Regions from separate parts of the Mus musculus genome. Here region 2 is linked to region 1. Evidence: chromatin loops called from intact Hi-C (ENCODE). Cell type or tissue: left cerebral cortex. All regions are shown on one strand. Links, peaks and the distances in the headings refer to the core of each region. The heading gives the core; the rest is flanking DNA. Region 1 has its middle 39 kb from the start of Gm9725. Region 2 holds the start of Gm31545 (a long non-coding RNA gene).

Region 1 (15,987 bases), core at 3,070-11,069:
TCTTCACGACTTCAGTTTGTCAGAGCTGATGTGTCTGTGCTCCCATCTTAGTAAACCTGTGTTTATGCTTTTAGGAGTGTGTATGCTAATATTGTCTGTACTTGCAGAAAGTGGCCTATGAATGTCCTACAGTGTTTTATATATTCCTCAAGAGATTCTTCTTTATAAGTAAATACATTTTAAAACAAAATTTCAGAATGCTTATATGCCAACTTTTTGAGGTTTTAGACCTCTGCGATTGTTCAGGAACTCAACACTTGGCATTACAGCATTAAGGAGTATGTCTAAATTATGGCATAAACTCTATGCTAGGAGAGTCTACCTTGTAATTTTGACATTTGTTCACTAGGCTAGGAGACTGAGATTCAAATTGAGAGACTTGCCAAGTCTCCAAGTATTCAATGATGATAAATTCAGCTAATAATAACCTATTGACTATAGTTTTAAATATATCCTTTTTTGACGTGTGTGTGTGTGTGTGTGTGTGTGTGTGTGTGTGTGTGTGTGTGTGTATGTGTCTGTGAATAATTTTATTCCTTTAGAAAAATCATTTAACAGATGCCCCTCTGGTAACTGTCACGTATAAAGAACCCCAGTCATGAAACCCTGACAGGCAGCCTCTGCCCAGAGGCTCCTCTATATGGAAAGAGTAAACCAGAGGATGCCTGTTGGTGTGTAATGAAGGTGGATTCAGGAGTCCAAGGAGAGACAGAGTTGATTGGGAAAGACGCTGTCTAGCTGATCGGCCTCTTGTTCACAGGACTGGAGCTGATTTCCAGGTCTTCTTAGGGCATGGTTATAATAGTGATCCAACAGGTCCCCTGGACTTATCTCTGACAGATTCCATTCATTAACTCTACAAGATGAGTCAAATGCATGCTGTGAGCTGCACAATCTTCTAGAGGTTTGTGATACAGGAGTGAAGAGAGAAGTAATCATTTCTTCCTTTCTAACAACTAAGCTTTAGCGGGAAGACAGATAACAACCAAATGGAAATTGTAAAATTTTATGGAGGGCATTTGAAGCCCTGAGAGCAGTTGGTGCAGAGGCCCAGGAGTTGGAGGGAAGAATTTCTTGTTTTCACTTTAAGAATGAGATAGGGACCAGAGAGGTTCCTCAGCAGTGCAAACATTTGCTTGTGAAAAGACACAGGTTCAGTTATCAGCACCCACATGGCTATAGACACTGCATGCATGTAGTGTACACACATATATACTCATGTAGACACATCAAATAACAATTTTTAAAAGAAGGAGATACAATATACACAGTACTAAAGTTTCCTCCTCTATCACCTTCATGTCTTTGCCATATAATGTCATGCCATCCCCTGGAGAAAAGCACTCACTGCCGTGCATCTTCATAGCATCAGTAAGGATCATGGCTCAGTTTAAGCAGCTGGTATACACTGAGAGACCAAAGGAGGGCAGGCTCTGGAACCGATCGGTTAGTGAAGAGGTTCAAGGTAGCTCTGTTAGGATGGCTCCAAGCCAAGCAAGAACCCAGGCATCTCTTGAAGGTGGAACAATCCATGTGTTACCACCACCAGGAGTCCAATGCCAGGCACTGAAGAATACATAGAACAAATGAAGCTCCCACCCTCAGGAGACCCAGAGCTGAGGACACCATAGCCCGGGTGTACAGGATGGTTCTGAGGCGTACAGGACGGCTCTCTCGCAGGCTTACAGGATGGCTCTTTATTCTGTTTTTTTGTTTTTGTTTTTGTTTATTTGTTTTGTTTTTAAAAGTCTATCTAGCCTGACTAATGAGGCTATTTATTGACATTTGAACAAGAGCCTCCTCTTCTCAGGGCGTCCATTCTCTCCTTATAGTCCTAGCTGAGTTTTATTCACATGTAAATTCCCTGAGGGACAGGGATAATTCCCACTGTCACTGTTTGCCCAGGTCCCAAGCATGACTCTTGGAATCCCCTGGAACCTGACAGAAGAAAGGCTTACATGCCAGTCTAGCCACACGTGTGAATTCAGACTTATACAGTGCCTTCTTGCCTTGTTGCTGGTTAGAAAGACTGGAAATGTATGGGGACATGAGAAGAGAGAGGAGTCCCTCACAGAGGAACCTGGCCAGTAGAGAAACAAGAATTTTAGCACGACTAACAGCTACTTAAGTCCTGCATTCCTTCCTAGGAATTCCCTTCAGGTATCCCAGCAGAAAGGCCATTTACAGGGAGAGTACATGTTCTAAACCCGTTGTGCAAACCTAGTTAGTTTTGCTTTTACCTTATCTTGTAATTCTTGATCCATCTCACTTGTCACATTGAGAGAAAGAGAGAGAGAGAGGAAATGGTTTCTTAGTCACTGAGAGGTAGCTTGAGAGCCACTGAAATAACATGTATGAGTTGGATATATTATAAATAGATGCACTTGGATATGTCTTTCTTTATGATTGCCTCTTATTCTCCTAACCCTTATGCTTAAAATCTGGATTATGTTATCTTTAATGGAAACTCCCAACTCTACTAGGCTTGATATTGTTATATTATTATTATTATTATTATTATTATTATTATTATTATTATTATTATTATTATTATTGTTATATCACTATTTCATTTGAGCCATGAATCCCACTTTGGCCTGAGTCAAGGTCCTTGAAGATTAGGGGGCTCCTCAGGCGGCTCAGAATGGTGGTGTGTATGCCTCTGAGTCTCTCTGTCCTCTCATAACTCAACAGCCCATTTGGCTGTTGTCTACCTGATCAGGGCTCCTGCCCTCCTAAGCCTGTTAACACAAGCACCTTCAAGTTCTCCAAGGGAAGGTATAATTATTGTAGGATTTAATAACTTTTAAAAGTTTTCCCCACAACATAGGCTGTTTTGAAGAAGAGTCAGTAGAGAAAACAAACAAACAAACAAACAAAAAAACTAAAGTTGTCCACTGACCTTTTGACACCTCTTGTGAACATGGTATAATTTATACCTCACATAATATTCTTTTACCAAAGAATCCTCTAATAAGGTCTGAGCTTAGCTACTTTGCAGTTTGTCACCAGAAGCAAATGATACAGATTTTGTGTGTTGTGTGTTTTCTTAATAAAATCCTATATCTATGTTTGTGCCTCCTTAGGTTAGTTTTCTATCAGTACAATAGCAAGTCACCACAAACTCTAAGACAGAAGATAACACACATTATCTATTTTCTCTCAGCTGTAGACTGGAGTCTGACCAATGGGTCTCATTGGGCTGGCAGAACCAGGTTCCTTTCTGAAAGCTTTAGTCTAGAAGACAATGTCTTCTTGCTTTTCCTGTGTCAGACATCATCTGCATGGCTAACTCCTAGAACTCTTTCCCCATGTTCAAAACCCACATGTCTATGTGACCTCCTTCATCATTGTCTTTTTTTAAATATGGCAGAGATCGATCTGGGTCTGCCTGAATAATCCAGGTGATTTTTGCTTGTATGTGACCAAGTATCCTAAGTCACATTTTCAAAGTCTCTTTGTCCTGTGTGGTGGTTTGAATGAAAGTGTCCCCATAAGTTCATAGGAAGGGGCGCTAATAGGAAGTAGGCATGGCCTTGTTGGAGGAAGTGTGTCACTGGATGGGGGAGGGAGGGAGGAGGAGAGTTGGCTTTGAGGTTTCAAAGCTCTAGACAGGCCCAGTGGCTCACTCTCTCTTCCTGCTGCATACTGATTCAGATGTAAAATTTTCAGTTCCCTCTCCAGCTTCACATCTGTCTGCAGGCCACCATGCTTCCCACCGTGATGAAATGGACTAAACTTCTGAACTGTAAGCCAGCCCCAATGAAATGCTTTCCTTTATAAGAGTTGCCATGGCCAAGATCCTAAGACAGCATGGAAGATGGCATAGTCAGATTCCAGGGGTGATGACATGGATATTTTAAGGCCCTTATTTTGTTTACCTACCTACCTTTCTCTAAAAGCTAATGTGAAATAAAACTGGATACCTATAAATTCTGTGCAGATATCTTTCTGCTTCTAGTTTCAATATATATGCATGTCTCTGTAAATAAAGAAAAAAGTCCTCATTTTACACTTCAAATAAAGAGAAAAAAATTTAATTTTGACTCTAAGGCGCTTCTCTTCCATCATTCTCATTTCTCCCTCCCTCCTTTCCTTTCTGCCTCTTAAAGAAAGAGAAGCGATGTGACTAGCCGGGTGTGTGGTTACCCAGTTTTTCTTCTTTTCTGCTGGTAACAAAGGTAAGCGACCTTTCCACTTCTACTTCTCTTGTACCCTAGTAGAGTTAGCATCCAGACCTGCCTGACTCAGGGGTGAATACAAGAACTCTCCAGTGAGCAGTTTCCTGCTGTGCATGAAACCTAAGTTAATCAGGTCTCTTCCTTGCAATGTTTTCTCTTCTCTATGAATCACAGCTGCCAGTCTCCACACTACAGCTTAGACTGAGATGGTCCTGAACCTGGGAATGGTAATCCCAATGGGTTGCCTAGCTCGTGTCAGGGTGGGCTTAGATCTTGTTTGACTTGCAGCCATGCAGATTTCTAGTCAATAAATCTATTGTTAACCTAACCTAGTTTAAGTATTGTTTCTTGCTCTGAATGGTGGTATACACTTTTAGTCCAAGCACTCAGGCAGGTGGATCTCTGACTTTGAGGCCAGAATTGTTTCTTGCAAATAAGAATGGTCTCAACTCATACCAGTTCTTCTCCTTCTCCCAACCATACCTGTTCCTAGGTTTCTCCATGATTTTGCTAATTCATCAAATTCTAATCTAAAATCAGGGATATCTGTTGTGGAAAGAAAGACCAAGAAATTGGCCTTTCTGACATTGCTTATGCTAATTCATGGGAACACACTGGAAATTTTCACTCCACATTATACTGTTTGTTTTTGGATTACACAATTCAGCTAATTAGAGAGGTTTACATACAGATGCTGGCAATCCTGTTAGTACAATGGCGGCACGATTGACATCTGAATACTTAATTTGTTTCTATGACCAAATTTCTGGAGTAAAAGTAAAATCTTTAAAATGAAATATTTTCATTTTTACTTTGCTTCTGGAACTAATGTATTCTCAACGAAATCTTCAAAGCCAATTTATTCTAAATTCAAATCACTCAGTGCATCGTAGTTTGCAAAGTTCAGTAGGCTGTATAAAAACATTCTAGCCACAGCTCCCCCACAATACTCTGATTCAAGCACATATACAGTTTCACTTTGTAATCTGTCTGCTCATGAGCATAGTTCTGAGACTCAGAAAACTGCTTATATTTTCCAGGTCTATGAGTAGAGGCCTGACATGTACTTCCAATGAGAGAAAAGTGCAGCTCTTTGGGGGAGGGGTTAGAAGAATGCCTTCTGGCTTCTAAGGCCAGTAGGCTTATAAGGTCGGTCAGCCTCTCTATTTATGTTAAGAATGCAGTCCAGCCAGTTTTTAAGCCAAGTTTACTGAGCAGTAGGTCTGCTCTGTCTTTGTGAAATCATCACAGCAGTGCTCCCTCTTGCTCTGGAAATATTAAAGCATAAAGCAAGTGTAGCAGGTTGCTAAGGAGCCCGCAGCATCACGTGTTGCAGAACTCAACTGAGGCTTCAACCCCTTTGCCAGACGGGACACACAGTTCACTTTTAATATAGAGAATCAGAACTGGAGTTCTCCAGTCCTTATAAGGGTGTCACTATGTCTCAACACAAATGTATTTTTATTAATCTTTATTAATTCAGTTTTGTTATTGCTTACGGTTTAAATTTTTTCCCCTGTTGCTGTGATAAAATACTCTGACAAAATCAACTTATGGGGGAAAAGGTTTATTCTGGATCACAGGTCCTTTCTGTCTGCCTTTATATGTCAAGTGCCTCAAAAGTGCCGTAGTCAGAATATGGAAAGTGCCCACAGGCACATGCATTTGAACACTTCTCTCTGATTGGTGCAGAAGGTTGAGAAGGCTGTGGAATACTTGGGATGTGGAGCTTTGCTGGAAGAAATGGGTCACAGGGGCTGGATCTTGAGGCTTGACAGCCCAGCCCTGCTTCTTATTTACTCTCTGCCTCCTGCATGCAGATGTGATGTGACCAGCATGCTCCCTGCTCTTACTGTCACACCTTCTCTGCTTGCTGGGCATTTGGACTGTGCCATAGCCCTTAATCAGGACTTGTCTGGATATTTTTCTATTCCTAAGTTAAAAGTACTTCTCTGGTAAGCAAGATGCTTCAGAATCGGAGAGAAAAAGTGAGATGCTTGTGCTATGAGAGAGTGGGAAGGTGTGATATGAAACTTGTATCGCTTGCCAAAGAGGAAACTGCCTGTCTTGGATGGTCTCCATTTCTGGCTCCTCCTCCTCCCTGCTATCTGTATTGCAGGGATCACAGCGAGCCAGTCTGGAGAATACTGATGAGGACAAAAGTCTTGAGGTAATGGAGCAAGAAGAAGGAAGCTGGGTCTCCAATGACCTCATGGAACTAAGTGTCTCACGAATCTAGACTTCTTGCTTTTCTTTTTGAGGGAAAATAAGCTTTTATCTTATTAAAGCCATTATTTTAGAGATTTTTTTCCATAACAGCATAGATTCTTCTTTAACTAATGTAATGATGAAAGCACTCTTCCTCTGTCTGAGCATGAGAGTTCATGGGGGAGAACTGAGAGGCTGGGAGCATGGAACCAGCTGAGTACAGCAGACTTCCTTTCCAGGGCTGCCCTTAACTAGGGCTGAGGATAACTCTAGGCTTCCAGGGAAAAGTTCTTGACTATTACATGGTACTAGCTAGTTTAGTTCTGAGGTTAGATGAGTTGTTATTTTAAGATGATGGAAAAATTAGCTTAGTTGTGAATGTTACACAAATGACAGGAAGGAACCAGACTAATAATATTTCAAAGGGCTGGGGGGGGGCTACAATTATTTGATAAAAGTTATACTTTATTCAGTTTCTTTAAAAAATGCAATGGTTACTTATAAACTTGGAAACAATATGACTGAAAAGTAATAAATATTGAAGGGAATGTAAATTAAACAAATTACAAGATTAACTAAACTGAGAGCTAATTACTCCGAACTAGTCACAAGATAAAAGTTACAATGAAATAATAATAGAAATTAAAGCGTACGGATAACGACATGTAAGATTAAATTATAAAAGTAGCAACTACTACAGCTTTGCTTTAGTGGGTTGGATAAAGCTTGAACAAATGACTTCAGAAAATGTAATTCTCCACCATCAATTCAGAAGATACAAAAAATCAGAAAGAGCATTCAAATTCCAGCAAATGACAATAGTCCCTGTCTCTTAAGTTCTCATGGGTATATGTTATGGAGCCTTTAAGGAAAGGATAATTCTACTTATAAAACATGTCTACATAACAATAAAAGAAGCTGCATTTCTCAGTTCCTTTTACAAGTTCAGGATTTCAGATATATGACACAGTTATTACAGGAAAGGAAAACCAAAAGCTGCTTTCATTTATGGCCCTGGTTATGAAGATTCTAAACACAATGTTTACAAACTACATCTCAACAGGATGAAAAATGTGGTGGATGCCTCAGGTATGCAGGAGCCCGCTCAGTCTAGGGAATGACAGAATTACATTACAGACTACAGGACCTTAAATGTAATACAGGGACCCCTGGGTCTGGTTCTGTTACTACCGAGGCACGGTCACACATGTACTGGCTCGAAAGAACAAGTCTTCTAGCTCTGAAGGGTAGAAATCATGCTGTCTCATTATGCAGAGCTCAAGGCATGGTCAGGGTACTGGAAGCTTCAGGGGAGAAGCTTGTTCCTTCCAGCTTTGGAAGCTGCTGGTTGTCCTTGAATGGGGCCCCATGTTTTGCCTTCAAAACTAACGCTGCAGCATCCTTCTGCTGCCTCTCTCTGCCTCTGACCCTTGCTTCCCTTCCACAAGGAAGCATGCAGTTTCATTGGCCCAACTAGATAATTCATAATATTCTCCACACTTAGAAACATTAATCACTCCTGAAAGTCCCTTTGTTACCTAAGACATATGCTCAGGCTCTTGAGATGAGGATACAGCTGTCTTGGGAGCTGTTATTTAGCCCAGTGTACTTTTGACAGTTACGCTAGGACTGGAGAGATGGTTCAGCAAAGGCTCTGGCACACAAACCTGACAACATGAGTTTCATTGCCACAAATCATGTAAAGGAGAGAACTGGGTCTGATTCCCTCTTGTCGTCTGAAACCCCCAGTAGTAATTGTAATATAATTTTAATAAAAAATTAGTCTGAGCTTAAAGTTTTACATCATACTGTCAGAAAAAAAAATGAAACAGAACCAAAATGGATTAAAGACTTAACGATAAGATATGAAACTGCAGCTGGGAAGTGGTGTAGGCCTTCAATCCGAACACTTGGGAGGCAGAGGCAGGTGGATCTCTAAGTTCGAGGCCAGCCTGATCTACAGAGAAAGAAAAATCTCTATATGAAACTGCAAGTTACTAGAAAGATTATATAATCAAGGCAAGCTGTCTTATACTGTTACATCATATGATAATTTTTTCTCTCTCTTGATGACACAGATAGAGGCCAAAATAGACCAGATTTAAAAGAGATAAAGGCAGGTTTATTAGGAGGCAGCTCTCCTGTGTTCGCCGATCTCACAGGTAGAGAGGTCAGTGAAGTCACACTTCCAGGATAAAGCAAGGGGGTTTAGTGGGTCCTGGGCACGGGGTGATGATGTATGACCTAGGTGCTAGGATTGTCTCCATCCATAGTAAAAAACTGAGCCCCTGGGCAGGCACTCTTGGGTGAGTTTCCAGAAACAAGAAGACAGGAGTGATAAACATGATAGCCTGGAGTTTTCTTCAAGCAGGGAGTTTTCTCTGTGTGAGTGGGGTTGGGGGAAGGAGGACAGACAGGGTTTCCCAACTTGTGCAGGGGACGGGCAGGAGTTCCAGCCTAACAACATGGGTTTATTAAATTGATCTGTAATATTAGTCTGGGCAATAAGTTTTTGGTATAATACCAAAGAACAAGAAAAGTCAACAATAAAAATGAAAGGAAACAAATAGGATTTCATTATATTCAAAATCTGCATAGAGCTGGAGACTTGGCTCAGTGGTTAAGAGCACTGACTGCTCTTCCAGAGGTCATGAGTTCAATTCTCAGCAACCACATGGTGGCTCACAAACATTTGAAATGAGATTTGATGCTTTCTTCTGGTGTGTCTGAAGAGAGCGATGGTGTACTCATATACATAAAATAAATAAATAAAAGAAAAAAAAAAGAAAAAAATCTTCTGCATAGTGAAAGAAACCATCAAAAGAGTGAGGAAGCAACCTAAGGAATAGGGGAAATATTTGCAAATCACACCACTGATTGTCCAAAATATGTGATGAACTCAAACAAATAAATAGCAAGACAATAGCCCTGTTTGAAAATGGGAGAAGATCTAAGTAGCCATTAACCAAGAAAGACCCACCCATGGCCAACAGGCATGTGAAGAAACATCAACATCACTAACCATCAGGAAAATTGGTACATAAAGTGAGAGCTGTCATTTCATATCTCTTAGGGTGGCTTTGTCAAAAGGACATACGATAATACATATTGATAAGCATGGGGAGAAATAGATACTCGGGCCTCAGCCTCAGCAGCAGCGGTCGCCATCTGGGTTCCGGGACTCCGCGGGACCTAGGAAATTAGTCTGAACAGGTTAGAGGGTGCACCAGAGAACCGGACAGCTTCTGGGACGGGCGGAAGCACAGAGCCGCTGAGGCAGCAGCCTGGGCGGGCCGCAGATAACCGGCCACCATCCGGACCAGAGGACAGGTGTCCGCCTGGCTTGGGAGGCGACCTCAGCCTCAGCAGCAGCGGTCGCCATCTTGGTTCCGGGACTCAGCAGAATTTAGGAAATTAGTCTGAACAGGTTAGAGGGTGCGCCAGAGAAACGGACAGCTTCTGGGACGGGCAGAAGCACAGAGCCGCTGAGGCAGCAGCCTGGGCGGGCCACAGACAACCGGCCACCATCCGGACCAGAGGACAGGTGTCCGTCTGGCTCGGGAGACGGCCTCGGCCTCAGGAGCAGCGGTCACCATCTTGGTTCCAGGACTCCCTGGAACTTAGGATTTTAGTCTGCACAGGTGAGAGTCTGCACCACAGAAGCTGACAGCTTCTGGGAACTGCCAAAGCAACACAGCTTCTGAGAGAGGCCCTGTTTTGGGCCTTCTTCTTCGACCAGGAGGAGGTCCAAAAACAAGATATCTGCGCACCTTCCCTGTAAGAGAGCTTGCCAGCAGAGAGTGCTCTGAGCACTGAAACTCAGAGGAGAGAATCTGTCTCCCAGGTCTGCTGAGAGACGGTAACAGAATCACCAGAAGAACAATCTCTAAACAGAGTCAACTATAACTACTAACTCCAGAGATTACCAGATGGCGAAAGGTAAACGTAGGAATCCTACTAACAGGAACCAAGACCACTCACCATCATCAGAACCCAGTACTCCCACTTCGCCCAGTCCAGGGCACCCCAACACACCCGAAAACCTAGACCTAGATTTAAAAGCATATCTCATGATGATGGTAGAGGACATCAAGAAGGACTTTAATAAATCACTTAAAGAAATACAGGAGAACACTGCTAAAGAGTTACAAGTCCTTAAAGAAAAACAGGAAAACACAATCAAACAGGTAGAAGTCCTTACAGAAAAAGAGGAAAAAACATACAAACAGGTGATGGAAATGAACAAAACCATACTAGACCTAAAAAGGGAAGTAGAAACAATAAAGAAAACTCAAAGTGAGGCAACACTGGAGATAGAAACCCTAGGAAAGAAATCTGGAAACATAGATTTGAGCATCAGCAACAGAATACAAGAGATGGAAGAGAGAATCTCAGGTGCAGAAGATTCCATAGAGAACATCGGCACAACAATCAAAGAAAATGGAAAATGCAAAAAGATCCTAACTCAAAATATCCAGGAAATCCAGGACACAATGAGAAGACCAAACCTACGGATAATAGGAGTGGATGAGAATGAAGATTTTCAACTCAAAGGACCAGCAAACATCTTCAACAAAATTATTGAAGAAAACTTCCCAAATATAAAGAAAGAGATACCTATGAACATACAAGAAGCCTACAGAACTCCAAATAGACTGGACCAGAAAAGAAATTCCTCCCGACACATAATAATCAGAACAACAAATGCACTAAATAAAGATAGAATACTAAAAGTGGTAAGGGAAAAAGGTCAAGTAACATACAAAGGCAAGCCTATCAGAATTACACCAGATTTTTCACCAGAGACTATGAAAGCCAGAAGAGCCTGGACAGATGTTATACAGACACTAAAAGAACACAAATTCCAGCCCAGGCTACTATACCCAGCCAAACTCTCAATTACCATAGATGGAGAAACCAAAGTATTCCACGACAAAACCAAATTCTCACATTATCTCTCCACGAATCCAGCCCTTCAATGGGTAATAACAGAAAAAAACCAATACAAGAACGGGAACAATGCCCTAGAAAAAACAAGAAGGTAATCCCCCAACAAACCTAAAAGAAGACAGCCACAAGAACAGAATGCCAACTTTAACAACAAAAATAACAGGAAGCAACAATTACTTTTCCTTAATATCTCTTAACATCAATGGTCTCAACTCCCCAATAAAAAGACATAGACTAACAAACTGGCTACACAAACAAGACCCAACATTTTGCTGTTTACAGGAGACACATCTCAGAGAAAAAGATAGACACTACCTCAGAATAAAAGGCTGGAAAACAATTTTCCAAGCAAATGGTATGAAGAAACAAGCTGGAGTAGCCATCCTAATATCTGATAAGATTGACTTCCAACCCAAAGTCATCAAAAAAGACAAGGAGGGGCACTTTGTTCTCATCAAAGGTAAAATCCTCCAAGAGGAACTCTCAATTCTGAATATCTATGCGCCAAATACAAGGGCAGCCACATTCATTAAAGAAACTTTAGTAAAGCTCAAAGCACACATTGCACCTCACACAATAATAGTGGGAGACTTCAACACACCACTTTCACCAATGGACAGATCATGGAAACAGAAACTAAACAGGGACACACTGAAACTAACAGAAGTGATGAAACAAATGGATCTGACAGATATCTACAGAACATTTTATCCTAAAACAAAAGGATATACCTTCTTCTCAGCACCTCATGGTACCTTCTCCAAAATTGACCACATAATAGGTCACAAAACAGGCCTCAACAGATTCAAAATATTGAAATTGTCCCATGTATCCTATCAGATCACCATGCACTAAGGCTGATCTTCAATAACAAAAAAAATAACAGAAAGCCAACACTCACGTGGAAACTGAACAACACTCTTCTCAATGATACCTTGGTCAAGGAAGGAATAAAGAAAGAAATTAAAGACTTTTTAGAGTTTAATGAAAATGAAGCCACAACGTACCCAAACCTTTGGGACACAATGAAAGCATTTCTAAGAGGGAAACTCATAGCTCTGAGTGCCTCCATGAAGAAACGGGAGAGAGCACATACTAGCAGCTTGACAACACATCTAAAAGCTCTAGAAAAAAAGGAAGCAAATTCACCCAAGAGGAGTAGACGGCAGGAAATAATCAAACTCAGGGGTGAAATCAACCAAGTGGAAACAAGAAGAACTATTCAAAGAATTAACCAAACGAGGAGTTGGTTCTTTGAGAAAATCAACAAGATAGATAAACCCTTAGCTAGACTCACTAGAGGGCACAGAGACAAAATCCTAATTAACAAAATCAGAACTGAAAAGGGAGACATAACAACAGATCCTGAAGAAATCCAAAACACCATCAGATCCTTCTACAAAAGGCTATACTCAACAAAACTGGAAAACCTGGACGAAATGGACAAATTTCTGGACAGATACCAGGTACCAAAGTTGAATCAGGATCAAGTTGACCTTCTAAACAGTCCCATATCCCCTAAAGAAATAGAAGCAGTTATAAATAGTCTCCCAGCCAAAAAAAGCCCAGGACCAGACGGGTTTAGTGCAGAGTTCTATCAGACCTTCAAAGAAGATCTAATTCCAGTTCTGCACAAACTTTTTCACAAGATAGAAGTAGAAAGTACTCTACCCAACTCATTTTATGAAGCCACTATTACTCTGATACCTAAACCACAGAAAGATCCAACAAAGATAGAGAACTTCAGACCAATTTCTCTTATGAATATCGATGCAAAAATCCTCAATAAAATTCTCGCTAACCGAATCCAAGATCACATTAAAGCAATCATCCATCCTGACCAAGTAGGTTTTATTCCAGGAATGCAGGGATGGTTTAATATACGAAAATCCATCAATGTAATCCACTATATAAACAAACTCAAAGACAAAAACCACATGATCATCTCGTTGGATGCAGAAAAAGCATTTGACAAGATCCAACACCCATTCATGATAAAAGTTCTGGAAAGATCAGGAATTCAAGGCCCATACCTGAACATGATAAAAGCAATCTACAGCAAACCAGTAGCCAACATCAAAGTAAATGGAGAGAAGCTGGAAGCAATCCCACTAAAATCAGGGACTAGACAAGGCTGCCCACTTTCTCCCTACCTTTTCAACATAGTACTTGAAGTATTAGCCAGAGCAATTCGACAACAAAAGGAGATCAAGGGGATACAAATTGGAAAGGAGGAAGTCAAAATATCACTTTTTGCAGATGATATGATAGTATATATAAGTGACCCTAAAAATTCCACCAGAGAACTCCTAAACCTGATAAACAGCTTCGGTGAAGTAGCTGGATATAAAATTAACTCAAACAAGTCAATGGCCTTTCTCTACACAAAGAATAAACAGGCTGAGAAAGAAATTAGGGAAACAACACCCTTCTCAATAGTCACAAATAATATAAAATATCTCGGTGTGACTCTAACTAAGGAAGTGAAAGATCTGTATGATAAAAACTTCAAGTCTCTGAAGAAAGAAATTAAAGAAGATCTCAGAAGATGGAAAGATCTCCCATGCTCATGGATTGGCAGGATCAATATTGTAAAAATGGCTATCTTGCCAAAAGCAATCTACAGATTCAATGCAATCCCCATCAAAATTCCAACTCAATTCTTCAATGAATTAGAAGGAGCAATTTGCAAATTCATCTGGAATAACAAAAAACCTAGGATAGCAAAAACTCTTCTCAAGGATAAAAGAACCTCTGGTGGAATCACCATGCCGGACCTAAAGCTTTACTACAGAGCAATTGTGGTAAAAACTGCATGGTACTGGTATAGAGACAGACAAGTAGACCAATGGAATAGAATTGAAGACCCAGAAATGAACCCACACACCTATGGTCACTTGATCTTCGACAAGGGAGCTAAAACCATCCAGTGGAAGAAAGACAGCATTTTCAACAAATGGTGCTGGCACAACTGGTTGTTATCATGTAGAAGAATGCGAATCGATCCATACTTATCTCCTTGTACTAAGGTCAAATCTAAATGGATCAAAGAACTTCACATAAAACCAGAGACACTGAAACTTATAGAGGAGAAAGTGGGGAAAAGCCTTGAAGATATGGGCACAGGGGAAAAATTCCTGAACAGAACAGCAATGGCTTGTGCTGTAAGATCGAGAATTGACAAATGGGACCTAATGAAACTCCAAAGTTTCTGCAAGGCAAAAGACACCGTCAATAAGACAAAGAGACCACCAACAGATTGGGAAAGGATCTTTACCTATCCTAAATCAGATAGGGGACTAATATCCAACATATATAAAGAACTCAAGAAGGTGGACTTCAGAAAATCAAACAACCCCATTAAAAAATGGGGCTCAGAACTGAACAAAGAATTCTCACCTGAGGAATACCGAATGGCAGAGAAGCACCTGAAAAAATGTTCAACATCCTTAATCATCAGGGAAATGCAAATCAAAACAACCCTAAGATTCCACCTCACACCAGTCAGAATGTCTAAGATCAAAAATTCAGGTGACAGCAGATGCTGGCGAGGATGTGGAGAAAGAGGAACACTCCTCCATTGTTGGTGGGATTGCAGGCTTGTACAACCACTCTGGAAATCCGTCTGGCGGTTCCTCAGAAAATTGGACATAGTACTACCGGAGGATCCAGCAATACCTCTCCTGGGCATATATCCAGAAGATGCCCCAACTGGTAAGAAGGACACATGCTCCACTATGTTCATAGCAGCATTATTTATAATAGCCAGAAGCTGGAAAGAACCTAGATGCCCCTCAACAGAGGAATGGATACAGAAAATGTGGTACATCTACACAATGGAGTACTACTCAGCTATTAAAAAGAATGAATTTATGAAATTCCTAGCCAAATGGATGGACCTGGAGGGCATCATCCTGAGTGAGGTAACACATTCACAAAGGAACTCACACAATATGTACTCACTGATAAGTGGATATTAGCCCAAAACCTAGGATACCCAAGATATAAGATACAATTTCCTAAACACATGAAACTCAAGAAAAATGAAGACTGAAGTGTGGACACTATGCCCCTCCTTAGAAGTGGGAACAAAACACCCTTGGAAGGAGTTACAGAGACAAAGTTTGGAGCTGAGATTAAAAGGTGGACCATGTAGAGACTGCCTTATCCAGGGATCCACCCCATAATCAGCATCCAAACGCTGACACCATTGCATACACTAGCAAGATTTTATCGAAAGGACCCAGATGTAGCTGTCTCTTGTGAGACTATGCCGGGGCCTAGCAAACACAGAAGTGGATGCCCACAGTCAGCTAATGGATGGATCACAGGGCTCCCAATGGAGGAGCTAGAGAAAGTACCCAAGGAGCTAAAGGGATCTGCAACCCTATAGGTGGATCAACATTATGAACTAACCAGTGCCCCGGAGCTCTTGACTCTAGCTGCATATGTATCAAAAGATGGCCTAGTCGGCCATCACTGGAAAGAGAGGCCCATTGGACACACAAACTTTATATGCCCCAGAACAGGGGAACGCCAGGGCCAAAAAGGGGGAGTGGGCGGGTAGGGGAGTGGGGGTGGGTGGGTATGGGGGACTTTTGGTATAGCATTGGAAATGTAAATGAGCTAAATACCTAATAAAAAATGG
Region 2 (15,987 bases), core at 4,289-12,288, 1.8 Mb after region 1:
TAAATAAAAGCAAATAAGCAAAAAGCCCTGTGTGCTGAAGGACTTATCAGCAAGCACCTTCAGATCTCCCCAAGGTATCCATTTAATAAGCTGAATGGTTAAGATGATGAAGTACCAGAGCTCTTAATTTATTCAGTTCCATTAATATTCTTCTATAGAAGAAAACAAGAATTGAGTATGAAAAATAACACAGCCAGGAAAGAGAATGCCAGTGTGTGCATCAGGGCCATGGAAACTCTCCATAGGAAAATTATCTTTCTAGGATAGTTTGACATTGCAGAATAATGAAGTTCCCTGGACTGAGCTTTCTGCTCTGATATCAGTGCATTTTTTCAGACTAGAAGGGATGGGTGAATGGTGGGTGGGGGTAGGCTTGTGAAGCCAGAAGATCCTACCAGCCATTTCTCACCTGTTCAGCTGAGTCAAGTTCCTAGATCCAGGGTCCCCCAGTTTCCTCTTCCAACCATAGTATCTATCTTCAGGATGCCTTGGGGAAGGTTGAAAATAGTGATTGTCATGCACTCAATGTCCATTCCTCCTTGATTTATCTGTATGTTTATGGTTGTTTTTATAATAAGCACACAGAGGACAAAAGACTCTAAGAAAGACTGTGGGTGGGATAATAGAACACATGATGTTGGATGTGGGAAGGGGGAGATATGAGCAGAGGAACGAGGATAAGAGGGGGTGCTGGATCAGAGGAACAGTGTCAATTAAAGCAAACAACAGGTAAAAATGCCCCAAGGAAACCTGTTATTGTGTGAGCTAATTTAAAAGAAAAGAAAAAAAAGGTTGATACTATCAATAATAATGCCATGCCTATAACAAATATATAGCTCAAAAATTAGGTTGTCACAAAGCAGTATTGCTAACTGCAGAACCCTTGCTACTATGTTTTATTTGTTCATTGACCTTTTTTGCCTTTTATGAATTATATAGAAAAGAACATTAAGACATATACTTGCAATTTTTCAAACAGCGCACATCCTATGATCTCTAAAAGACTCACATTCTACAGTAACTACGTAAACCAACATTCTGAAGCTATCAGATGATAAACTGATTAAGGCACACTCTCAGCTGCTTTTTCTGTTGCTATGATAAAAACCTTTAGAAAAGGAACTCAGGGAGAAAGGGCTTAATTGGCTCACAAGTCCAACTTGCAGTCCATCACTACAGGCTAGTCAAAGCAGTAGGGAATTAAATCACCTGGTCACATTACATCCACACTCAACAGCAATGAATTATTGTGTGCTGGCTAGTGCAGATCCTACTTTCTCTACTAAAAAAATACATACATTTTATCTAGCACTAGAACATGCGTGTGTGCGTGCGTGCATGCGAGAGAGAGAGAGAGAGAGAGAGAGAGAGAGAGAGAGAGAGAGAGAGAGAGAGAGAGAGAGAGAGAGAGTGTGTGTGTGTGTGTGTGTGTGTGTGTGATGTGTGCTGGTGTTCATGTGTATGTCATAGCATTATGTGGAGGCCAAATGGAAACTTGAGGGAATTGTTTCTTTCTTCCACCATGTGGGTAATGGAGATTGAACTCAGATCATCAGAATTAGTAGCAAGTGCATTTGCCTGCTGAGTCATCTTGCCAGCTCAGTATTCTTCATTCATATATAAATAAGGTGTCTCTGCCAAAGGAATGACACTACCCACACTGGGTAGGTCTTTCCACTTCAATTAGCATAATGAAGATAATCCCTCAAGAACCTGGCCACACTCTAACCTAAACAATCCTTCAAGATTCTTTCCCAAGATGATTCTAGATTGTGTCCAGTTGAAAATTAAAACTAGCCATCACAGATACCCATGGGTTTAACTGATTATAAGCAAAAGCTTTATAAAGAGTGGCTCATTATATACTCCCTCATATACAAAGAACCCTAATATTTAGTAAAAATCAGGAGTGTTGGAGCATACATAGGAATGTTATTTTAAGAGGTTCTTGCTATGAAAACATGATTGCCAACCCTTAGAGCTCTTAGGAAGATATCAGAATATGAAGGCCTCAACTTAATCACTCATGGCCCAGTCTCTTTCATTCCTCTCTCTCTCTCTCTGCTCACTGGCCATCATGAGGGAAACAGCCCCCTTTATCGTGTGCTCTCCACCACAATGTTCTCTCTTATTTTAGTCCACAGGCAACAGAGCAAAAAGGTCACAAGCTAGTTCCATGAGCAAAACAAATCCTTGGTTTATGCTGTGTCTTCTGGGTGTTGGTACATTAACAAAAAGCCCAAGTCACACTGTAGTCATAGGAATATCCCAAGGCAATGAAATGAAAGCAGACTCTCCGTCCTTTTCCTCCTTCTCCTTTTCTTTCTCTTCTTCCTTTTCCTCCTCCTCTCCTCGCACTTAAATATCCTTATATCCCTTTATTTCAAATCAATATGAATCTCTTGATTTTCATAACCTAATTGTTTATTCTAGTACAGTTACAACTCAAATTAATATTTTAAGACTAGAGGAAGGCAGCTCCAATCCTAGAAGCTCACCAGGGCACATGGCTCTCCATCTGGCTTAGGTATATACATATAGGGTCTAGGTCTAGGTTCTAGGTCTAGGTCTAAGTCTATGTATAGGTAGAGGTCTATGTATAGGTATCGGTATCGGTATCGGTATAGGTATTGGTATGGTATAAGTATAGGTATAGGTACAGGTACAGGTACAGGTACAGGTACAGGTACAGGTACAGGTACAGGTACAGGTACAGGTACAGGTACAGGTACAGGTACAGGTACAGGTACAGGTACAGGTATAGGTATAGGGCCAGATCTAGGTAAGGTCTAGGTCTAGGTCTAGGTCTAGGTCTAGGTCTAGGTCTATTGAGGCCTAACTCCTCCAATGCTTAGTGTCAACCATTAAATGCATTATCTTAACCATCCTTTTCATCACCTAAAGAGCAAAACAAACTACTGCATATGGATGAATGGGGAAGAAGACTCAGGAGATATTTTTCCTCTATCCACATCCACATTGTCATCAGAGGTGTGACGAGGAGAGCCTACTTCCCTGCTCCTTGGCACAGGGTTTGGTTGTGTGACTTGCTTTCGCTCATGAAATACAGACAAATATGTCTAGGCCATTTCCATTGCTCCCATGAGTTTCCACTGGGCCCTTTCAACTCTGCCACCACTACACAAGGCAAATGACCCAGCTCATATGTTGTCCCAAGAGAAAGCCAAGAAACAAATTGAGCAGAGCCACTCTGCTGACCACACTCTGAAGCCAAAGCATCTACTGACCAGCAAGCCCATGAGGATACAACAAAATTTCTATTGTGTGCCACCATTGTGGGTTTTTCTAGAGAGTACTATTATAACAATAGCTAATTAAAACATTAATCTTGCATATAGATGTTAATGTACAGTGGGAACACATTCTATTGTATGTATTAAAGAACATATAAAAAATAATTTTACCTTATTCTTAGCAGAGCTAGTTATTCACAAGAAAAGAGGCATTGGGATATGATGTCACAATATCCTCTGGTGAAGAGCTTCCCAAGAGTCATTGAAATATGAATAATATCTGCAGAAATATATTGGTTCCAAAATAGGAGGATTATAAGAGTTGAACACATCTTAACTAAATATCTCTGAAACTTTATGTCAACTAATCAGGTGCCTTTGATGTGGGCTGTGTGTCTACTGTATTACAACCAACTGTCAGTGTGGAGATTAAGGAGCAGGCATCTTTTCTTGAACTCACAGCTTTTAAAACACCCTTGACAGAAAAGCTGAGACTAATTAAAAAGGTGGATCCACGACCTCTGTTTTGTGGTCACTCACAAGCAAGTGATAACAGTGGTTATTTGCAATTCTCTCTCTCTCTCTCTCTCTCTCTCTCTCTCTCTCTCTCTCTCTCTCTCTCTCTCTCTCTCTCTCTCCTGCTGTACACACACATACAATTTATTGGATTTGTAAGTACACTGTACATTACAAACCATATGTGAGTCACCATGAGGAAGGATAATCCCTCCCAAGATGGATCATGGGAAACTGGAGAGAGCTAGAGAAAGCACAAGACACTCTGGAGGTCAGGAGGCATCACCTTCTCTAAGCCACTTTCCCACAAGCCACTGTATACAGCCTTCTGTTGGAAACTGTTTCTTCCATTTTCCTAAACAGCTCATGTCTACCCTCATCACAAGAATTCTTGAAATTACTCTTTTGCATTTGTCTTCTCTGGAAGATTGTGGCTTTGAAGGGCCGTGGCAGAATGCTTGGAATGTCTTTTTTTTCTTTTTTGATTTTCTGAAATGGGGTTTCCCTGTGTATCCCTGGCTTTCCTGAAACTCATTTTGTAAACCAGGCTGGCCTCAGCCTCCTGAATGCTGGGATTGAAGGCCTACTCCCTTCCTAGCTCCCTTGGCATATCTTATGTATGAATAAGTACCATAGACTAAGGATATGATTCCTCATGTCTCCAAAAGGAATATAGTCAATCAAAATGAAGATGCTGCTGTCTTGAAAACCTTCTTATAACTACCAAGTCCATTAAGGACCAAAAGTTCGAATCATTCCTAGGACACTGTGGTGCCAGGTAACACATAAATAGTTGCTCTCTGAGGCCATTCCAAATATAAAATTGTTTCCCAGATGTTTTAATATCATTAAATGGAAGCAGACTAAATGCATCTACTGGAGTGAGTATACTGTTTTGGAAATCAAAATGAAGGCTATGCTCCTTTGTATGAACAATAACCACATAACTTTAACAATACACTTTTCTCTGTGCAGCCAGGAAACAAATCTAATTTCATTTTTCTAAGCCAAGTGGAGCTATCTTACAATAAGTGAAATGGCAAGTGTAAATTGATGGTCTATTTCATCGTTTATTCAGTCAGTTGTGTGAGGATGGAGTTGAAAGGCTTGAGAGATGGCAGAGCAGCTAAAGGCTCATACTGCTCTTGCAGAGGACCTAGGTTTGGTTCCCAGCATCAACATGACAGTTCACAACTGCCTATAACTGCAGCTCTGGGGAAAGCCAATGCCCTCTTCTGGTTTCCAGAGGCTCCTGCACACATGTGTACATGTAAATTTATGCGGGAACACACACATATGCCTAAGTAAAAATAAATAAATAAATCCTTAATAAATTTGTATTTTTGAGAGTATTATTATATCATTTCTCCATTGCCTTTCCTCTCACCAAACCCTCCCATATACCCCTCCTTGCTCTCTTTATGATAGATTCTGACAGTTCTGAAAAATCTAGAATCAAGTTTCAAATATTATATGGTGACTCCTGCCTCATGAAAAAAATCTTTTATAGGGGCACAAGGCATTAAGTTAATGTTAGGAATATTTCCTCTAAATAACAGGAATTACAGGTAACTTGCTCCAAAGGATACTTATCAATCAACATGCTGTATATCATCTAAGGTATAACTGTTACAGATATTTATAATAATGGAATATATTGTTTAACATGATGAAGTCTAAAAGGCTCATTGCCTCTAAATTTGATTCAGTATCTCTATTTCCTTTCATTTGTGACTCATGATTTCACAGCTCTGCAACATCAGCTTTATTACAGGAGCAATGAACCATTTCTAAGTCTAAGTATACGTGTGCAATGCGCAAGACAAACATTGGTGCTAGGATTCTGGTTTCTGAAATGAAGCCTTTCCTGGACAAATTCATCTGCTCCCTTTACTTTTCTTATTAAGAGAACAGGTTGATTATAGATCAGCTATTAAGGAGGCAAAGACCTTAGAAGCCACAGAAATTGTATTAAGTGATATATGGTCCTCATAAGTCTAATGATATTTTTAAGCATCAGAACTTCAATTACCTTTGTAAATGTCAAAAAAAAAAGAGTATCAAACACTCAACCAAAACAAAAGGCAGACCTAAAAAGACCTAAAAAGAGTGTGTAGGAGAAAAATTAGGGTTTAAGTTAATAGCTAAGCATCAGACCTCAATAGATGACTCCTAGGAGACAAATCCCCTGTCACACACATTCCTCTAACCTCAACTTTTGTGTGTGATTCCTGGGGCTGTTTCTGTTGTTAAATATATAAATACTTATTCCTTCTCCGTGAATGAGGCATTCTGATGCTTTAGCAATTGCAGATGTTAAATAGTGTCTCAGATAATAGCTACTTAGTGATAAATCCGTTAATTCTCCTTTTTCCACAAGTGGGCTTACCTTTGCACGGTAAAGCTATACAGTTCGTCTTTGTGAAGGCATCTCCTGCACGTGCACAAGTCAAGACTGCTCACACTCAGATAGCTTGGCAGCACATGATGGCTCCTCCTCTACTTCAAGGGGGCTGTAACTCCCTTAGTGTTGCCCTTGCACCCAAAGGGATTTATCCTCTCCATTCTTTTTTTATTTTACTCTTCTCTCATATATTATATCTCAGACTATAATTTCCACTTCCTCCACTCCTCCCTGCCCCCATGGCACTCTCGCTCCAGATTCACTCCCCCATTTTGTTTCCCTTTAAAAAAGAAATGGGCTTGCCTCCCAGGGATATCCACCCAACAAGGACTAACAAGACACAATAAGACTAGGTTCAAACCCTTATATCAAGGCTGGATGAGGTAGCACAGTAGGAAAAGAAACCCAAGCACAGCCCCACCCCCACTGCGAGGAGTCCTACAAGAACATCAAGCTGGAAGGTATAGGAGTCCTACAAGAACACAACTGGAAGGTATAGGCATAAGACCTAGCTCAGACCAATACAGGGTCTATGTTGATTCCGTTTCTGTGAGCCCCTGTGAGCCCTGTTAGTTGCTTTTGTGAGTGTTTTAGATCTCTCTGGCTCCTACAGTTCTTCCTCCCCCTCTTCTGCAGGGTTCCGATGGCTATGCCTACTATTTAGCTGTGGGTCTGTGTGCATCTGCTCCCATTAGTTGCTGGATGGTTCCCTCTGATGACAATTGTGCTAGGCACCTATCTATGAGTTTAGCAGATTATCATTAGGAATCATTTCATTGACTTTTTTTTCTTTTTTTAGCTAGTCATGTTTGGTTCTATTGAGTCTCTGGGCTATCCTGCCTCTAGTGCCTGGCCATCCAGGCAGTAACAGGCATGATGAGCTCCGTCTCTTGGCACGAGCCTTAATTAAGTAGGACCAGTCATTGGTTGGCCACGCCCACAAGTTCTGGGCCACCATTGCCCCAGCACATTTGGAAGGCAGAACAGATTGAAAGTTGAAGGTTTTGTGGTTGGGTTGATGTCCTGGTCACACTGCTAGAGCCTTGCCTGGTTATAGAAGATGGCTGGTTCCAGCTCCGAATCTCCCATTATTGGGTTGCATCTGCTAGAGTCACTCTCAGGGAAGATTCCAGAGAGTTTCCACTGCATTAAGTTCTACATTGCCTCCCCCAAAATGTCCCCAAATTTCATGATAACATGTATGCTTTTTGTTTCCTTGTCACAGATTTCAGTATGTCCAGTGAATAACCAAAACCAAAGAACATGGTTTTTCAGATTTCAACATACATCAGAATACAAGAGGAGCCTTGTAAAAACAGACTAGAGAGCCAACCCAGTGCTGGGGTGAGACTGGGACATGTTCATGTCAAAGCAAGCTCCAAGTCACTCGAATGCTAGTGCTCTTAGGACCTCCATCACAGCTCAGGACATTTGTAAACAGTGCTGTTATATCAGTACAGATCTCTACAAAATTGCCATAGTGTCATAAGGCTTGCTGATTGTGAAGGAATAAACACAGTTATGGATACGGTAAAAGCACTTGCCGTGCAACTGAAGGACCAGGAGCTCAGATATCCTGCTTCCAGGATAAGCCCTGGAAGAGTGGGTTGCTCACCTGTAGTCAGAACCTGGAAGACAGGGGATCCCTGGGGCAAGCAGTGTAGCTGCACTAGTAGAATCGGAGTGCTCCAGTGAGAGATCTTGCCTCAGTAAATTGTGTGGAAAGTTAAGGAAGAAGATGCCTGATACTAACTGACCTCTGGCCTCCACATGCATACATACACACCTGCCGCATGCAGGTACACATACACATACACACACACACACACACACACACACACACACACACACACACACACACACAGACACGATGCCAACCCCCCACCCCCCAATGGCTGATTGGCTATGGCCGAAATGTCAGGACTAAGGAAGGTAAGTTGCAGATCAAGATCTGAAGACTAGAACATCGACTCTCTAAAACCACCTTAAAGCTCCTCTGCCCGGCCGTGTGCACCAAGTTTTCCTGCCTGCAGATAGATTCTTTACTCGACTTCCAAAGCCATTGTGATGTGTGCTGACATGACATTTCTAGATTGTCACTCTGGAATGTCACACTCTGTTAGTAGGCTTGCTTGTTTTTCTTTTTTATTCCCAATGGCTCATCAAATCCAAACAAACAAAACCCTCTGTTCTCCGGATGTTGTTGTCCCTGTGGAGTAAAGCCCTGCCAGGATTATTTGTGATCAAAACCTTCTTTCTGCCCTCACATGAAGCTTTCCCCTGCTTGAAGATCCTGAAATAGATTCTTTCGAAATATCAGGGTCAAGTGTAAGTGATTCTGTCTTCTCCATTCTTTCAGTGCCAATAGCCCTAAATGTTACTAATTACGACCTTAGCAAACAGAGAAGAGAACATCACTCCTCCAGGAACAAAGGGCAGACCACAATTTCACTAGAAGGAATAAGCTTGATGGCTTGCTACATGGTTTGCTATGCTAAAATTGAAACAGGTGAGATTCCAGTCACATTCTGATGTCTAACCGTGTGGCATCCACATTCAAATCTGAACAGGACACTAAAGACAAAGGAAACACCAGCTTTGGCCCAGGAGCCACACACCCTATACCAAGTCCGACTGGCAATGGTTGTCACATGATTCAGCTGAGCTAGAACAGCATAGAAACTGAGGCAGAGGACAGAGACAATGAGCAAACTCTGCTGCTGCAGTCAACAAATAATCTCAGAAATAGTATTCGTTACAGTAGGGGAAGAAAAGCCTGCAGTAAGACAAGTAGAGCAGGGCTATACACACGCACACACACACACACACACACACACACACACACACACACACACACACACGAGCACTCCTATTCATACATGCACACGAGTGCCCCCCACACACACCCATGCACACAGTGCACAAACACATGTACTCACAGACACACATGTGCAGGCATGCACATACATGCACACTCGCGTGCACACATGCACACACATACATACACACATGCACTCACATGAATACATGCACATGCATACATAGGCATGTACATGCACACACATGTATGAGCTCATGTGCATGCATACACAGTTTATGCACTGTTCTCATTTTGTTTCTGCACTGTGACATATATCCTGATCTAAAGCAACTAAGGGAAGACAACAGTTCATCTCATTTCACAGTTCCAGATCACATCCCATCACTGAAAAAAGGTAGAACCTGCAGGGCAGGACCACTTGCTATTTCATAGAGCATTACCTCTGACCGAGGACCTCACCCACAGCCAAAGACAGTCAGCAGTGACCTTGTTGGGGGCCTGGAAGGGATGCCTATCTAGCTTTCTTTTCTTTTTTAAATCTTTCTAATTTTATTGTATTCTTAAATTTTCAATAATATGTTTATTAATTCCTTGAGAATGTGTCATTACTTTCTTTGATTTTTCACATAGTTTCTGTTGAGTTGACTGGAGACTAAGGCTTCAATGTGGAACACAGGGAGCACTGAGGTTTTCAAACTGGGCCTGGACCTGACTGCCTTTTTAACAGAGGGCAAGAGAAACAGGAGCCATCAGGTCTCGTTGGATGTGGAGTCCAAAGGGTAAAGCCCCTACCCCCAGCCTCCCATCAGAAAAGAGCAGGCCTCCTGGGGACATGGACCAAACCCAGTGTAACAAGCTACAATAAGACCAGGCACATATCACTACATCAAGGCTGGGCAAGGCAATCCAGTAGGGGGAAAAGGTCCCACAAGGAGGCAAGAGTCAGGGACAGCCCCTGCTCACTGTTAGGATTCCCACAAGAACACCAAGCTACATTATCTAGCTTTCTTACATAGTACAGGACCATCTGCTGAGGGAAAGGTATTGCCCATAGTGGGCTGGGCCTTCCTGCTTCAATTGTCAACCAGAACAATCCCCTACAGGCAATTTCTCAACCAAAGCTTTCCTAGCAGGCGACTCTAGGCAGTGTCCTGTTGACAGCTAACGCTAACTAGAATATACATGGATGGTACCTATGCTTATATACAATTTGACTTAATAAATAAAACCTTTATGTTTGTAATTAACTTCTCCCCAAACATCAAAATATAGATGAAAGAAGAAAAATAGAGCAGGAACTCATGGTCAAAGAATATGTGTCTTTCAGTTCATTTTATTTTGTCTCGCTATCCTGTAATATATGTATAAACATATATATATATATATATGTATATATATATATATATATATGTATGTATGTATGTATGTATGTATGTATATGTGTAGTTTGGTACATGATAATTTGAGAACAATTTTATAGAAAATGGCTCATGAATGTATTTAAAGAAAGCAAACATGAGCTATACTTTCATATGTAAAGGGTGTTGGTATGCCAGGGTCTACATTCATTACACTTTCATTTTGCAAAGCCATCCTGTTGGGAAGGCTTACTGTCATACAGATATGCATTGACCAGGTACAGTGATGACATCATGCTGACTCTCAGGGTCACATGGTTGAAAACGGCACATCACATGAAAGACACACTTTCAGTCTCTGTTAGACCCAGCCCCAGCCTGATGTAATGCTCAGGTCCAGATGACCTGATGTTGGAGGGTGACCTACCCTCAAGTGGCACATGGGAAAGTGTAGTCTATATGGGAAGACAGTCTGAAGAGCAGTATGTCAAAGCCCTTTAAAGTAAAGACTTAAATAACTTTCCCGTCATACCATTGCATCATAATTGGCATCGAATCATTTGGCAGGCAGAGGTATAGAGTTCCAAAGAGGCACTGTCTGGAGCCTGTATCCTTTGAACTCCACATCCAAGGAGATCTAATGGCTCGTGTTTCTCTTGCCCTCTGTCAACAAGAAGGCAGTCAGGTTGAGGCCCAGTTTGAAAGCCTCTGTTTTCCCTGTGTTCCACATTGGAACCTTAGAGTCCAGTCAACCCAACAGAAACTACATTTAAAAAGCCAAAACAGGTAATGACAGAGAGCCAAGAGGTCCACAACTATAGCCTTATCTGACCATTTGGTGGCAACCATGAGGGATATACAGGACTCGGGAGGTGACCAAGCTTTAGACTTTTAATGATTGTGAGTAATATCAAACATAAAATATTATTTCATATGTGATGGCTATTTGAAATTCTCATTTTGGTGTACACATAAAAGTATGTTGGACAATACCCTCACAGTTAGCTGAATAACCCAAAGCAGCTGAGGAGACCTGAGAGGAGTTTTGACTAGTTCTCCTTATCTAGCTCCTACTGTAACCTCTGGCCTCTGGCCAAAGGACTCAAAAAGAGTCTCTTGCTGTGGATTGCAGAATGTTTTAAACTGACTTTGCTGAGGAATTTCTTCTTCGAGAAATATCTCTTGTTATATCTGTTCTAAGGCATATCAATTTGGCAACTTCATTGCAGATCATTGATTCTACTGTTAACAGAAAAGAAGAGCTAACTAATGGTGAGGTTTCAGCTTGCCTGTGTGTGAAGGTCTAGGTAGAAAGGATGAATTCTTTCCTTCCTTCCTTCCTGAGGAAGAGAGTGATGGGGCAGGCAATTCTGGGAAAAAAGCATTCATTAATAAAATATAACCCCACCATCTCTACACTGGTTTATTTGGCCGAGGGGGGGGGGAGGGTCGTTTCTTGACAAATAAACAAAATGTCAGCTAAAAGTTAGTTAGGAATTGATTGTGTTAATGTTTCATCCACTAAAGGATAAGCAGTGCAAAGTTATAATTCCTAAAGCCTTAGGGAATCGACACTTGTGACCCCACAACTACTGATGTCATTTCCCTTGGAATTTTAAACTGAATCAAGCTTGGCTTGGTGAAAAGACACATTTTCCTCTATGAACAAATAGTGACCTCCAGTGACTGAAGAAGGGAAATACAGCCATAAATTGATTCCCCCTTTTTAAATTTTGTTTTGTTTTGTTTTTTTAATAAATTATTTTATTTATTTACATTTTAAATGTTGCCCTACTCCTGGTCCCCCCAGCAGAGTTCATCCCCTCATCCCCTACCCCCTTTGCCTATGAGTGCGTGGCCCCCATCCCTGTACATTCTTTGGTTGATGGCTCAGTCTCTGAGAGCTCCCAGGGGTCCAGGTTAGTCGACACTGTTGGTCTTCCTGTGAAGTTGCCACCCCATTCAGTTCCTTCAATCTGTCCCCCAGTTCTTCCATGAGAGTCTTCAACCTCCATCCAGTGCTTGGCTGTCGGTGTCTGCATCTGTCTTACTCGGCTGCTGGGTGGAACCTCTCAGAGGAGAGCCATGCCTGGCTTCTGTCTGCAAACACAACAGAGCATCAGTAATAGTGTCATGGATTGATACCTGACCATGGGGTGGATTCCAAGTCACTGGTCGACTATTCCTTCAGCCTCTGTTCCATTTTTGTCCCTGAATTTCTTTTAGACAGGAGCAATTTGGGGTCCAAAGTTTTGTAGGTAGATTGGTGTCCCCATCTCTCCACTGGGCGCCCTGTCTGGCTACCAGAGGTGGTCTCTTCAGGTTCCATATCCCCACTGTTGGATATCTTGGCTAAGATCACCCACATTGAGTCCTGGGAGCAAGCCCCCACCAGGGGGTCAGGGTGGGGAGTGGGGGCTATGGGGGTGGGGAGCATCTCTAGGAAGTCTCTTGTCTAGATTTTAGATGCTATTTCTATTATTTAACAAGAAGCTACAGAGTGACATGGGGTGGTTGGTACAATTCTGAGCATAGGTGCTATCTTAGAGGTAGCATACCATGATGAACCAGACCCCCATGTTAGATGCTTTATCTCTGGCCTGAGCCCTGAGCATCTCAGCGCCCTTTTGAGCAACTGTGTGTAAGAGTGTACATTTGCAAACAAGGGGTGGTAATGTGGTGCTATGCGTATACCTTCTTCCTCCATGTCATGAATCATACCCTGACTCTTATTAGGACATACAGATTCAGTATAGAGATGGGCAATAGAACAGTTGGGCACAAGAAGGGGGGGTAGTGTGGGGCAGTGGGCATGGGAGAATAAAGGGATTGGGGGAAAACCTGCATCCTGCCAGAGAGTTCTGGTGCTCTGGGCAGACAGACGTGGAGGACTGCCACATGCTTTCCACATGGCCCCAGGTGGGTGTCTGGCTGTGGGAAGCTATGGACCCAGCCCATGGTGGGGGGTAGGGGGTGGACAAAGGGTAGTCCTAGGTCTCTGGGCCTCAAAGAGGCCAGAGATAACAGATTCTCACTCTCGGGCATCCCAGACACCACTGGTCACCACAGAAGAGCTAAGAACAAAATGGGGGCCCCGGGGAAGGCTTGGTCAGCGCCAGGGTGGAAGGGAGGATAGGGCAGGGAAAGAGGGGGTGCTGGTTGATTCCCACGCGGCTGAGAGACCTTGGTCTGGTCCGTGGCTGGAACGCAGGAAGGCCTTCTGGCAGGAGGTTAGAAGAGGTTCTTTAGGGGAAAGCCTATGCCATTGTTCTAGCATGGCAGACCTTGATGAGCAGGGAGAGTCTATGGTTTTAGAGCTTTGTTGTAGAAAGGCAGAGAGAAGGAGAGAAGGTAGAAAGAGGGAGAGAGGCTGGCCATGGCCATGTGGAGGGTGGGGGAGGGAAAGAGAGAAAGAGGGCTACAGATGAGAGTAAGAAAGGTGAGAACTTAAAGAGGGAGAAGGGGCCAAGCAGCCCCTTTTATAGTGGGCTGGGCTACCTTGCTGTTGCCAGGTAACTATGGGGAGGTACATACCTGGCTATATTCAGGTAAATGTGGGGGTGGAGTTTAGCCAGAATACCACAAGCTTGGGACATTGTCTATGTGACTTATCGTCACAGAATTATGGAGTTGGGGGCTCTGTGGTGTCAGGCATCTGTCTCTGGAAATGTGGGTCACTGTTCTGTCCCTTGTAGAGTTTCCTACTGGGTCGCTGGAGCAAGCCTCATTCAACCTAAATAGGCTGCCTTTTACAGCCCTACAGGATAGGGCACTTCCTCAAAACTAAACAAGTGGAGGCCAAGGGCACTGGGAAGCAAAATCAATGTCTTCCTGATTCTGTTGAAGCCAAACCTTGTGGGCTACCACTGCTTGCTGGTTCCCCATTAATCTGGCTCTCTAGTCACCTGGTCACCCATATTTCTCCTTCTTCCTCAGCAACCAAATTTGACTGCAGTTAAAAGCTCAAACCTGAGCTGGTGGGATCAGAAGTTTTCTCAAGAGCAGTGGTTTAAATGGCCATCCTAGGAATCCCTTTTATTGCTACTATCTATCTACCTACCTATCTATCTACCTATCTATCTATCTATTTAATTTTGAAGTTAAAATTAAATATTTCCCCTGCTTCTTTCCTCCCTCCAACATTTGCTCTTTTTCAAATCCACAGCCTCTATTTCTTTGTCATTACTCTCTCTCTCTCTCTCTCTCTCTCTCTCTCTCTCTCTCTCTCTCTCTCTCTCTCTCTCTCTCTGACACTCTCTCACCTCTCCCTCTCCCTATCCCCCCTCTCTCTCACACACACACATATTTCCAAATGTATAAACACACTTTGCTCAGCCCATATAACGTTGGACATATACTTGTCTACATATGATTCCATGATTCCATGACTAGCAACTTTGTATTTGTATTGGATAAGCTATTAGGGGTCTCCTCCCCCCCCCCAGACTAATTCTGCTCTTGGTATTCCTGACAGTGGCATTATGTGCTCTCTTTTTTTCAATGTGTTGTTGCTTCATTGCTGTCTATAACCACAAGAGGATGCTCTGACAACATGCCTAAGGGGACAGAGAGAAAAGCAGAAAGCACTTGAATTATTTTTTTTATTTTTGAGAATTTTGTACATGATACAATAAAACATTCTATCTACCCACTCCATTATCTCCATACTTCCAAACATACCTGTTTTCAACTTCATGTCTTTTTTGTTTGGTTATAACCAAAGAGTTCAGTTAATGCTACTTATTCACACATAGGCATGGAGCCATCCACTGGAGCATAGGGATTCTACCAGGGGTCACATACTCAATAAAGAATGATCCTCCCTTCTCCAGCCATTGTCATAGCTCCATAGCAAGTGGTGCCATTGACTAATCTGAATTCTATGCTGTAACTCTCCTCTGGTTGCTTTTGCCTTCAGTAGGTCTTGCACTGGTAACAACAGCTGCTGGGATTTCATGACTACGACAGCCACATCCTGTCCAGAAGGCAGCATCTCTCAGCACTCTCCCATCCTCTGGCTCTTCCATCCTCTCCTCCTCTTCTGCAATGTTCCCTGAGCCTTGGTGATGGTGCTCATGGCAGGGACAGGCAATGCAGATGCCCCAGTTAGAGCTGAGCACTCAGCCTCTTGTTCTTGGCATTTCAGTCAGTTCTGCATCTCTCCAGTGATTGGTTTCACAGATCAAGGTTGAGAGCATCCCAGGTCTGTTGGTATCAGGATGTGGGCAGACAAGAGAAGGACCTAAGCATTGACTCCTCAACAGTAGCATTGTGGACTCAGCCAACCTTAGGACTGCCTACCCTGCACTTCTTCCTGTCTGAGAGGCTAAGTCCATTGCTTTTGAATATAGTCTTACCCAGAATCTTGCCAGTTGCTGCTGTATCTTTACCATCAACACAAGGTGCTGCCACAGTCTGAGACTTCCATGCTTGGGAATGCTTGGACTTTTGAGTTGAGTCTTTCTTCTTGTTTAGCTTCTTTGGGTCTGTGGAATGTACATGGTACCTGTATTTTATGGCTAATAACCACTTCTAAGCGAGTACATACCATACAGGTCTTTTTGGGACTGGGTTACCTCACTTAGGATGATATTCTCAAGTTCAATCCCTTTTTCTGAAAAATTCACAATGTTT

The links. Peaks named below come from ENCODE experiments on the same cell type or tissue, not always from the same donor. Only the 100,000 strongest peaks of a DNase experiment are listed, where the experiment ranks them.
Region 2: it touches region 1 in a loop (5-fold over the local background); 5 of 42 quality-filtered maps call a loop at or near these places.

The regions. Positions count from the first base shown.
Region 1 is chr8:81,063,376-81,079,362 of GRCm38, forward strand. No RefSeq gene overlaps it. Among named protein-coding and RNA genes, the nearest start is that of Gm9725, 39 kb to the left of the region's middle. In left cerebral cortex, for the core only: no CTCF peak of the experiment used is centred there; a DNase peak (open chromatin) is centred at 6,234.
Region 2 is chr8:82,829,722-82,845,708 of GRCm38, forward strand. Gm31545 (a long non-coding RNA gene) reads right to left here and starts at 7,813. Exons shown (of 4, transcript XR_387821.3): 1 at 7,790-7,813; 2 at 3,426-3,534; 3 at 410-487. In left cerebral cortex, for the core only: a CTCF peak has its summit at 12,037; a DNase peak (open chromatin) is centred at 11,981.